2 separate regions of the Homo sapiens genome follow, and region 2 is linked to region 1. Evidence: chromatin loops called from intact Hi-C (ENCODE). Cell type or tissue: adrenal gland. All regions are shown on one strand. Each heading gives the region's core, and the rest is flanking DNA. Links, peaks and the distances in the headings are about the cores only. Region 1 overlaps TRANK1 (tetratricopeptide repeat and ankyrin repeat containing 1). Region 2 overlaps DCLK3 (doublecortin like kinase 3).

Evidence for each region. A loop is a pair of places that touch in the nucleus more often than their neighbours do. Peaks named below come from ENCODE experiments on the same cell type or tissue, not always from the same donor. Only the 100,000 strongest peaks of a DNase experiment are listed, where the experiment ranks them.
Region 2: a loop joins it to region 1, with 5 times the contacts of the local background. A loop is called at or near these places in 96 of 110 quality-filtered maps.

Annotation. Positions count from the first base shown.
Region 1 is chr3:36,866,315-36,871,692 of GRCh38, forward strand. All of the region lies in intron 9 of TRANK1 (tetratricopeptide repeat and ankyrin repeat containing 1), which reads right to left. Among named protein-coding and RNA genes, the nearest start is that of LINC02033, 47 kb to the left of the region's middle. RefSeq lists an enhancer at 2,788-2,847. In adrenal gland, for the core only: a CTCF peak has its summit at 2,737 (motif pointing left); a DNase peak (open chromatin) is centred at 2,747.
Region 2 is chr3:36,734,740-36,740,117 of GRCh38, forward strand. It overlaps DCLK3 (doublecortin like kinase 3), which reads right to left. Exons shown (of 5, transcript NM_001394672.2): 2 at 2,469-4,345. Among named protein-coding and RNA genes, the nearest start is that of DCLK3, 27 kb to the right of the region's middle. In adrenal gland, for the core only: no CTCF peak of the experiment used is centred there; no DNase peak of the experiment used is centred there.

The DNA of each region.
Region 1 (5,378 bases), core at 253-5,252:
CTACCAGAGTGGGAATACTTTAAAAGAGACAGCCTATTTGAAAACAGGAAAAAAATTAAAAGCATGCTTCAGTCAGGTTCCCTGGCAGCAGACACCAGATTTGTCCACAAGTAGTTTATTAAGGAGGAAGACCAGTAGGTGAGTGGGGGAAGCAGAGTAAGGGTGAGAGGGGAAGCCAAACCCAGGTATGCACTCAGGCAAAGTCCCACAGAGGGTGGTCTCAGCCTGATCCCACAGGAAGGCTCTGGAGTGTGAGTCACACTTCAGAGTGGTCCCTGTGCAAGGCAAAGGAAATGAGCTTTCATATTCTCGCATCTATCAGTCACTAGCTGCAGGCTGCCTTTGGACAATATAAATTCCCAGACATTTCTGGTTTAAAAAGAAGCAAGAGCAAAACAGCCGCTATAAGTCCAAAGACACTCCCTTGAAAACAAGCCTTGGGTGCTGACTTTTCAAACTGCACACACACCAATGTCAGGGGGTACTCAGAAATGGTGAAAGGGATCCAGGGGAATCCAGACAGAGCTCTCCAACATCTGCCACCCCTTCTGACACACATCTAAATCACACTTCAATAAATCAAGCCAGAACACCAGAAACATACACACATCCACTTCCGGGGCAAACACTCATTGCCCACTCTAATCAAGAGACGTTCAGGTGCCAGGCAGAAGGAAGATCCACTATAGCATCATCCTCCAGAGAACAGAAAATGATAATCATTTGGCAAAGAAAGACCCACATCACCCTGGCTGGAAGCTCACTGAGACTGAAATTATGTGTAGTAAAGCAATATCTGGCTAGCATCCCTGGACTTTCCCCTCCCATCTTCATCCTAAAATACCTATGAAGACAAACAAAAAAGGATGAAAACTCACAGTACAAAAAAAAAAATAGGACCTTTGGTAAAAGAGAAACTTCCTTCACTATCAAGCTGATGGAAACTTGCTGCTTGTCTGCCTGATAGAATCTTTGCAAAAACATCATTCTTCCCCCAGGAAAGTAAGTTTAGTAAAAAACTCACATGAAAATGAACAGAAACATACTAAGCTCAACAAAAGACACAATTAGATGCAGCTGCATAATAAATACATGATTACATGGTTCAGACTTGTTAAGAAGGCAGTTATAGATGAGCGAAAGATTCAAACATCAGGAAAGAAATCAGAGAATGATACAGATGGAAAGTTGCTAAATACTGACAAATGGTATCCCTTGGCAGGAGGGCTGTGGGTGACTTGTTTACTTCACTGATCTTTTCTGATTTTGTTTCTAAATTTCCTATAAGCTTAAAGAGTCAAAAGAAACATCAGGAAACAAAGTTGCTTATGCATTATAATCAAGAGTTTTTTAAAAGATGACTACGTAAGTACTGAACAACAAAAGACTGAATAAAAATGTGCTAACATGCAATTACAATAAATTTGCTTTTATATAAAACTATACTTTTACAAATTTTCAACAATGATCACATTTAGCAAATATAGCAGGTCCTCAAATAACATTCCTTTCAACAGAATTTCATTATAACATCGATGAGAAAACAAATTTGGTCCCCACCGGGGACACTGTGTGGAGTTTGCACGTTCTTCCCATCTTTGCATGGATTTTCTCTAAGTACTCAGGTTTCCTCCCACACCCCAAAGATGTGTACGATAGGTGAACTCACATGTCTCAGTTGTCCCAGTCTGAGTGAGTGCGGATGTGTGTGAGTGAGCCCTGCAATTGAATGGAATCCTGTGGAGGGCTGGCTCCCACTTGGCTCCCTAAGCTGCCGGAATAAACTGGCCACCTTCAACACTGAACTGGAATAACTCGGTAAATAATTATCTTACTTGTTTTTATTAACCTTTCTTAAATGTATATATAGCTCACATTTATTTCCATGTTTAATATTAGATCTTTATTTAGAAGTCTGGTGATGTTTTTGTGACCAAAACTATGCCTTAGGAACTTAACTCTTGTTTGTTATCAATTAACCTACCGTAAAACTGGTTTTGTTATACATCATTTTGCTTAAAGTCAGTTTCCAAGAACCTGTTAATAATGTTAAGTGATGACTTACTGTGTATATACACAGATTTGAAATTAAAAATTAAAAAGCTCTTCTGAAGTTGCAACCATAGTCAGAAGTAATAGAAAATAGAAATAAATTATTTCAAAAGGAGATTTCATTTTTGTCCAAAATCTTTTTATAAGGTTTAAAAAGCAAAAGTGTTAGGTTTTATTACATACATTTTTATCAATTTAAATTTACATTCTCATCACATTTTATAAAAGAAAATATAAATATATAACTAAAAATGCATGGAATAAGACTAAATGACCAAATCACAAACACATTAATTTTTTTCTGGCAGGTACAATTACAGATAATTAATAGTTTCTTTTCTACATTTCATAAATTTTCTAAGTATATAAAAAGATTGGTTTTATAAAAAGGAAGAAGTATGACAGACATCCTTTAAGTCAATACCCTATGCCTGCATATACTGAAAACAGGCACTGTCCTGGTGCTGAGCACAGCAGAAAGCAGCTGGCTCCCCACTGGAGGACCAGAAAGATAAGGATTCAGAGGCCTGATGTAAGCTGACTCGAAAAGGCCAAGAACTAGTAAATCAGAGAGAAGATCACAAACAACTGTGAGAAAAACAAAGGCTCCAATCTTGCGCTTCTTGGTCCCAAGGAAAGAGCTGAGCAGCAACATCAGGTAGAGAAAGTGGACATGCTGCCATCTGGTGGTGGCTATGAAAACTGGATAAAGACCATTCTGTAATCTTGACTATTTAGGACTAAAGCCTTGCTCCTCAAAGTGGTCCCTGGCTTGCCCTGGCAGCTAGTGAGAAATACAGAATCTCAGGTCCTGCCCTGAACCTGCTGAATCAAAACATGCATTTTAGCAGGCTCCCAAATAATTCATGTACATGTTAAGATGGAGAAACACTGGTTTAGAGAACAGCAGAAATCTTTAGCAAGACCCTTTATTTCTCACCTAGATGCCAAAAGCAGCCCCATCCTAAGAGATAAGGACCACTGTTATCAGCAAAATGGGGTACAGCAAACTTGAGGAAGAGTCAAGGGAGAAAGTATCTTTCATCATGGTCTGTAAATTGGAATGTTCATTCATCTGGATGTAAAACAACTCAAATCCTAATGTTATTGTGCTCAGGACCATAGATGCAAAAAACAAATGTTAGGCACAGATACAGCTCCCTAGCGGCAGCTCTTCCTAAAGACAATGCTTCCATCTGTCCCTTTAATGGATTAGGATGGGGAAGGATTAAGGTCCATAAAAACAAAGTAGATCCTCCTTCATTCCCATGGCCCTGGGCCTCCTCCTTTGATTCTCCCAGTCTCTTCAACTACTTTCTGGATAGAAACACCTTCTGGGAGCTAAAGTCTAAAGCTACATTATCCCATACATGGCCACTAACTTACATAAAATTACAGTTAATTAAATAAAATGAAATTTCTGGTTCTTCAGATGCATGAGCCACACACATTTCAACTGCTCAACAGTCACATGTGACGAGTGGCTATCATATCAGACAGAATAGGTGTAGGACATTTCCATCATCTAGGAAAATTATACTTCATGGACCTAGTCTAGAAAGATCCCCCAGCCCCACCTTAGGTTTTAAACTTTGTGCCATCAGTAAAATCTTAGAAACAAAATGTATGCATGTAACTCTATACAACTCTCTGGATGTATAAAGGAACAGTGATATTCAATATATAATTTCATTCAAAGATCATCACCTATAGAGTTCACATAGGCTTTATTTAGGCTTTTCCACAAGTTCTACTGCTGCGCCAGGAGTGGTGGCTCACGCCTATAATCACAGCACTTTAGGAGGCTGAAGGGAGTGGATCACCTGAGGTCAGGATTTGAAGACCAGTCTGACCAACAGAGTGAAACCCCATCTCTACAAAAAATACAAAATTAGCCGGGCATGGTGATGCATGCCTGTAATCCCAGCTACGTGGGAGGCTGAGGCAGGAGAATCGCTTGGACCCGGGAGATGGAGGTTGCAGTGAGCAGAGATTCTGCCATTGCACTCCAGCCTCGGCAACAAGGGCAAAACTCTGTTTCAAAAAAAAAAAAAAGAGAGAGAGAGAGAGAGAGTTCCACTGCCTAGAATACTTTGGGAAATATACAACTCCACCTTGCCAGCCCTTCCTGATTAACTTCTCCTCTTTACAGATTTTTTTTTACTAGTTCCTTTCACTCATGTTTCTCTATAGTCTTTCAATATTCCTCTAGCATGGCAAGAAAATCTTTGTGACCAGTGGCCTGGAAAACTTTACAGAAATCAAACGTCCAACAAGTTTACCATTGAGTACGGAAGGCTTTAGGCTTGACTGCATCCACTACCATCACAGGCTACCTGGTAAGCCAAATGGCAAGCTTGGAACGATGCACAGTCCTCTCATGCATGCTTTTCTGCCAAGCAAGTACAGGTGAATTCTAATGAGTGAAAAGGGGACACACTGAGATTCTACTGAGTCTCTTCTCTTGGTTCCAAACCCAGGTCACATTTAACTGGTGAAGGAAAGAGAAGAGAAGCGAGAGCAAGAACCTTGCCTCAGAAGACAAGGCATTTTTAGGATTAACAGATATTCAAGGATTGTATTATACAAGGAAACTAAAAAAAAAAAAAAAAAAAAAAAAACCTAAAACCTTAAAAACTAAACCAACATGAATGACTTAGGCCAAAGACTTTAACACTAAATAGAACATGCACAGTATTCTAAGAACTGAGATTAAAATTAATAAAATATAAAATTTGCAGGCTGAGTGCAGTGGCTCACATCTGTAATCCCAGCACTTTGGGAGGCGAAGGTGGGCGATCACCTGAGGTCAGCAGATCAAGACCAGCCTGGCCAACACGCTGAAACCCCGTCCCTACTAATAATACAAAAATTAGCTGGGTGTGGTGGTGCACGCCTGTAATCCCAGCTACTCAGGAGGCTGAGGCAGGAGAAACGCTTGAACCGGGGAGGCGGAGGTTGCAGTGAGCCAAGATCGTGCCACTGCACTCCAGCCTGGGTGACAAGAGTGAAACCCCGTCTCTTAAAAATATATATATCAAACAAGTCAGCCATTCTCTACCACTAACCAGTGGTTCTTCTTTTGCCATTATTTTAAAGCCTGAAAATTCACTGACCTGTTTGGCTACTTGGAGTTTCTCAAATCATGGAAACCATTCTGAAACTGAGATGATATGCACAAGCTCTCAAAAAGCATTCCACAATGACCTACTCATTATACAACCTCACGAAGAAATTAGTATTCCTAAAAACATGAGGTCATTTAAAAACTAAACATCATATGTCAAAGCTTTAAAAGAACACCCATGAAAAGGAAAAAAATAAAA
Region 2 (5,378 bases), core at 124-5,123, 130 kb before region 1:
ACACACACAATTCCATTGCCCCAGAGCACTAAAACATGCATGTACTGACATTTAAACCATGAAGAACTACCCAGAGGCAAGTAGCTTGTCCATATTAAACATATTCCTTGCTGTTTTCCTACTTCCTCAAACCACCCTCCATGTGATCTATAACAGTGCTGACTTTCTCCATCTCAAAAATAACTGATAAATCCCTTCACACAAATGAGAGCTTCTATTGCCCAAGAGATGGGTGGACTCAACCAACTGGTTCCAGGATCTTGTTAGAAAATGCAAACTAAGCTAACTGTCTCCAAAAGAAAATCATCTCATTCCACATAGCTGAGAACTTGTATAACTGTTTTAATGCTATAGTAGGCACATGACTGAAATGTTCAGCTCGTGGGACCTCCTCAGGCCTCGAAAGGGATCTCTCCTGCTTAGACAATTCGGTGAAAGAAGCAGAGAGTTGTTAAAGAACACTGCTCTGTTGCAATTGCAAAGTGTCCATAATAAAGAGTGTACAGTACATTGCACATGGAAGACATCTGGGCTCAGACCCAAAAGACGGGAAGAATCAAAAAGCGAGTAGAGAAAGGAAAAAGACATCCAGCTAATGCAAAAAATGAAATTGTTCAAAGAGAGTTATTTGATGGTAATTCAGACCCCTCATCCAACCAGTCAAACTGCTTCTGTAATTCTATGAGTTAGGACAAAAACACAAAAACAAGGTTGCTCGACTTAGTGGTCAATGTAGACCTCATTTCACTGGATAATTAGCTTGACTCACTCAGTGTTTCACCTGCTTGTGAGACCAGTTTACAGACAGGCAAATGCAACTGGGATGGTGTCCCCAGGCTGAGTTTACAGCCATGGAAATTAAAGAAAACAGTGTAAATCCCTTCCCCCACCTTCCCAGCTTCCTGCCAAAATATGGCCCATCAAAATCACTGTGCTCATTCACTATTGCTTTGTCTGCAATGATGTGACTTTGAATGCTTACTCATGATACTCACCTTGATATCAGGGTTGTTTTTAATGTAATAATAGTGATAGTCTCTGCCACTGATGGAGTTCTTGCTGTTTCCCAGGCAGCATGGTATGGCCTTTAGGCATTCATACAACTCACATGTATTAAATGTCGACCAAGTGACAGAACTGTTCTAGGTTTGGGAGCACAATCTGAATGAAACAAAGTCCATGCTGTCATGGAACTTTCTCTCCAATAAGAGGAGGGAGACAGAAAGGCAAATATAGACTCTATCAAGTGGTGATTGGGGCGATAAAGAAGAAAGTGGGTGAACGTGCCAGAGGGTGACAGTGTCATCCTGACAAAGACCTCCTGGCACACACTTGTACTCAAACACACTAAGTTTACCGACTCATTGTCATAAGGGAGAACACGTACTGTTGGAATCTGGGAATCAAAGTAAGAGAGTGTTTAAAGGACTCATGATAATATGTGGGCTGTGTTAGATGATTTTGGGGGAGGATTCATGAAAGCAGGGTTTTGCTCTGGGCTGGATAGTGTCAGCACGTGGGGGTAATTCTATAATCAGGTATCTTAATAATTCTTACATGAAGGTAGGAAGGATGAAGCAACGCAGTCAGTCACTCACAGCAGCCACAAAGGGGACATGTGACCTTATATGTGGTTTGGACAATATTCTTATTTTTATCTGCATTTGGACATCAGTATAAAGGGGTTTTGCTTTTGTCTTGATCCATTATGGTCAGAGTGGCCTTATCTGATGTTGTGATCTGTGAAATTGCTTATGCTCAACAGAAGAATGGCATAGCTGAGATAAGGGTGTCAGGCCAGCTCCCAGCTGTCAAGGGTTGCTTTTCTTTTTCCCATACTCAAACTGCAGGCATCCTTCCAAAACAGGCACCATTACCATCTCTCTTTTACAAAATGATGAAACTAAGGTCCAGCAAGATAAAGGACTTATCTAAGAGCAAGCAACTAAGAAAGCCAGGATTCAAACCCAAGTTATCTGACCACAGAGCCAGCCTCATCGGCACTCCTTACACAGACCCTTACAGTGCTGCACCTTTTCACCTTTTGAGCTGCTTAGCAAAGCATTATCTTCAAAAAGACCAAAGTGGCATCTCAGTGGGAGGGTGGATGATGCACACAAAGCCTCGAGGGGAAGCTGCCATCAGTAGGCATCCCAGTACCTAAGTGCCAAGAAATTAAGTCCACGTAGTCACTATCAAGACAAAAGCATTTTTCTCCCAGAGATGAAGAGACATTTTCCATTTTATTTAAATTGGAAGGTTTCTTTTTCTGTAAGTTAATCAAAACTAATTTATCTCAGCAACTTATGACCTATAACCATAGTTTTAAATACTGGAACAAGTATGTTATAATAACATAAAAGTAAAATTCTAGTGTGTAAAGGTGACAGAGTATAAAACAATTAATATCAATTTTATCCCATATTCTAAAAACACCCTCTCCCATATCATCAAAAGTCAAGGCTTACCAAAAGGTTTTCCGGCTTGAGGTCCCGGTGGACAATGCTCTTGTCGTGCATGTGGACGAGGGCTTTGCATAAGTCCATGATCATGAGGGCAGCATCGGGCTCCGGGAACTTCACACTTTCTATGATGGCGTCAAAAAGGTCTCCTCCCTGCACGTACTCCAGGATCAGGTAGATTTCCATGTCTGTTTCGTAGACTTCATGCAATTTCACGATGTTGGGGTGAGAGAGGCTCTGGATGATCAAGATCTCACTGTCCACCATGTCCTCCTTGCCCTTGAGTCTGGACTTGTCAATGATCTTCATCGCATAGGCCTGCCTGGTCTCGCGGTGTCTGCACTCCTTCACGACAGCAAAGTTCCCATCCCCAATGACCCGGCCAGTCTCATAATGCTTTTCCACATTGGCGGCAATGATGCCCATGGGCCGTGGCTTCCGACCGCTGGGCCGCTCTGGCTTGTTCTCTTCTGGCCTCGTCTTGGGCTCCTTTTCTAGCTTTGCAGGTTGGTCATCTCTGAGAGTCATCCTTCTGCCTCCAGACATACATGGCTTTTTCTCCTTCTCTGCCTCCTTCTCTTCTCCTCGGGTCCTGCGGAGCTTCTCAAAGCCCGCCTGGTGCTCTCTCAGGAGCCAGCCACCATGTTTGCTCCTGCTCATGGGCCTGGTGTCCTTCTTCACCTCCCTCAGCCCCTCCTCTGTGACAGGAAGAACTTCCACAAGGTCCTTCTTGGCCTTGGCTGCTCCCTGAGCATGGCTTTCTTGATCCTCTGGGCCTCTGTCCTCTTTCTTGTCCATGCTCTTGCTGGGTCTCCTCAGCTCTTGAGTGGGATTCCTGGGGCTGCTCCTGTGGCTGTCACCCTTCCACCCTTCCTCCCCACTTGCAGGATTTGCCTCGGGAGACCTCCTGCAGCTTCTGGTCCTCACCAGCTTCTCCACATCATACATTGGGCCCTTCCCCATATCCAGCTCACTGGTCCCCAGAGAAAGCCTCTCACGCTCCAGGCTCTGCTGGAGCTCCCTCTCTCTCTTGCACTTCTCGCATCTGATAATTTCACCCGAGGTCTTTTCAATCTCCACCCCAAGATGCTTCTCTCCCCTTGCGTGCCTCTCTTCCAGAGTGGCTTCCCTGGGGGGCTTGCTACTGGGTTCTGGCTCCCATTTCCCCCTCCCCCACTTCTTCTGGGTCCTCGCTCTGTCATCTAGTGAAAGCTCCTCGGGGATCTTCCCCTGGTGCCTCATGGCTGCCTTGCATCCTGCAACTTCGCTGCAGCTCTTGGGGGTCTCGGTCTCCCCACAGCGGTGGTCTCCTTTCAGAGCCTTGCTAAACAGCCTGCTCCTCAGCCTTGGAGAAGGGGCACGGCTGTGCTGGGCCAGTGTCAGGGCCCGGGCTTTGTTGGGGTACAGTTCTTCTACAGCCACCTGAATGCTCTTCAGTGTCAGTGGTTCTTTGCCCATAGCTATGAAAGCATCCCCTTCCCTGAAGAAATCAGAGACGCTCCTGATTTCCCTGCCCTTGAGGTTAAACAGTTTCCTCACACGGTCATTCTTCCATCTGGGAGAGCCCAAGGCTTCTGAGATGTCAGCTAAGAGCTGCTCGAACGTCTGCACTGATCGCCTGTTGAGGAGCAGAGTGATCTTTCGGGGGCGCTGCCCACCCAGCTTCACTACGGTCACGACCCTGGGCTTCAGAGGGCTGTTCTCAGGATGTGCTGAGTGAAGGCCATTCCGAGGGCAGAACAAGGGCACGACGGGGCCACGCGGCCCCAGGAATGGTTTCTCCAGATTCCCTCGGCTGGCAGGCAGCCAGGAGCCTTGCAGCTTCCGCTCTGTGATTCTCGAGCTTAAATATTTTAGAGAATGGTCACATAGGCCTTGCTGTCCTGCAACAAGAAAAGGACAACAGAGTATTAGTTAAGATGGGTTCAGAGAGCCCTCAGCCTTCACCAAAACTTTACTAAAGATGACTGACTCTAGCATTACAGTTTATAAGTGTGGTTCCTGAGAGTCTGTTAGAAATGACAGAGCCTTTATACTTAGGTCTAATTCCCAGTCTCCTCTACACCAGGAGTGCAGAACAGAGTAAGCATTGGGCTTGCAGTGATTCCTGTAGGCCTCACAGGGGCCCCCAGGATGGGCCACACCTCAGGAGCTGATACAGTTTGGCTCTGTGTCCCCACCCAAATCTCATCTTGAATTGTACTCCCATAATTCCCATGTATTGTGGGAGAAACCTAGTGGGAGATAATTGAATCATGGGGGCAGTTTCCCCCATACTGTTCCATGGTAGTGAATAAATCTCATAAGATCTGATGGTTACATCAGGGGTTTCCGCTTTTGCATCTTCCTCATTCTCTCTTTGCCTGCTGCCATCCATGTAAGATGGGACTTGCCCTTCCTTGCCTTCCGCCATGATTGTGAGGCTTCCCCAGCCACGTGGAACTAACTGTAAGTCCAAGAAAACCTTTCTCTGCAAATTGCCCAGTCTCAGGTATGTCTCTATAAGCAGCATGAAAAGGGACTAATACAGGAGCCCTCTCACGGTGAGGCCTGACTCTGTAAACACAACTCCAGCTACCCCAAAGTGAACTGACCTTCAAGGATCTACAGCTGAGATAAAAAGGGCCAGTTTTGCTGCCCATGAAACACCAACAAGAGTCAGGAACATTCTAGAACTTTGAAGGGCCAGGTTTGCTGCCCATGAAACACCAACAAGAGGCAGGAACATTCCAGAATTTTGAAAAACCCAATCTTACCCATCTCTTTGCCAAGAACATTTTTTTTCAGCTTGACTTTGAACTCACTCAAGGTGGAGCAGTATGCGAAGAGGTTATGGTCACAGGATTTGAGACAGATCTGGATTTAAATCCTGGCATGGCCATGGACTGCTTGTGTGAACCTGGACAAATTATTTGC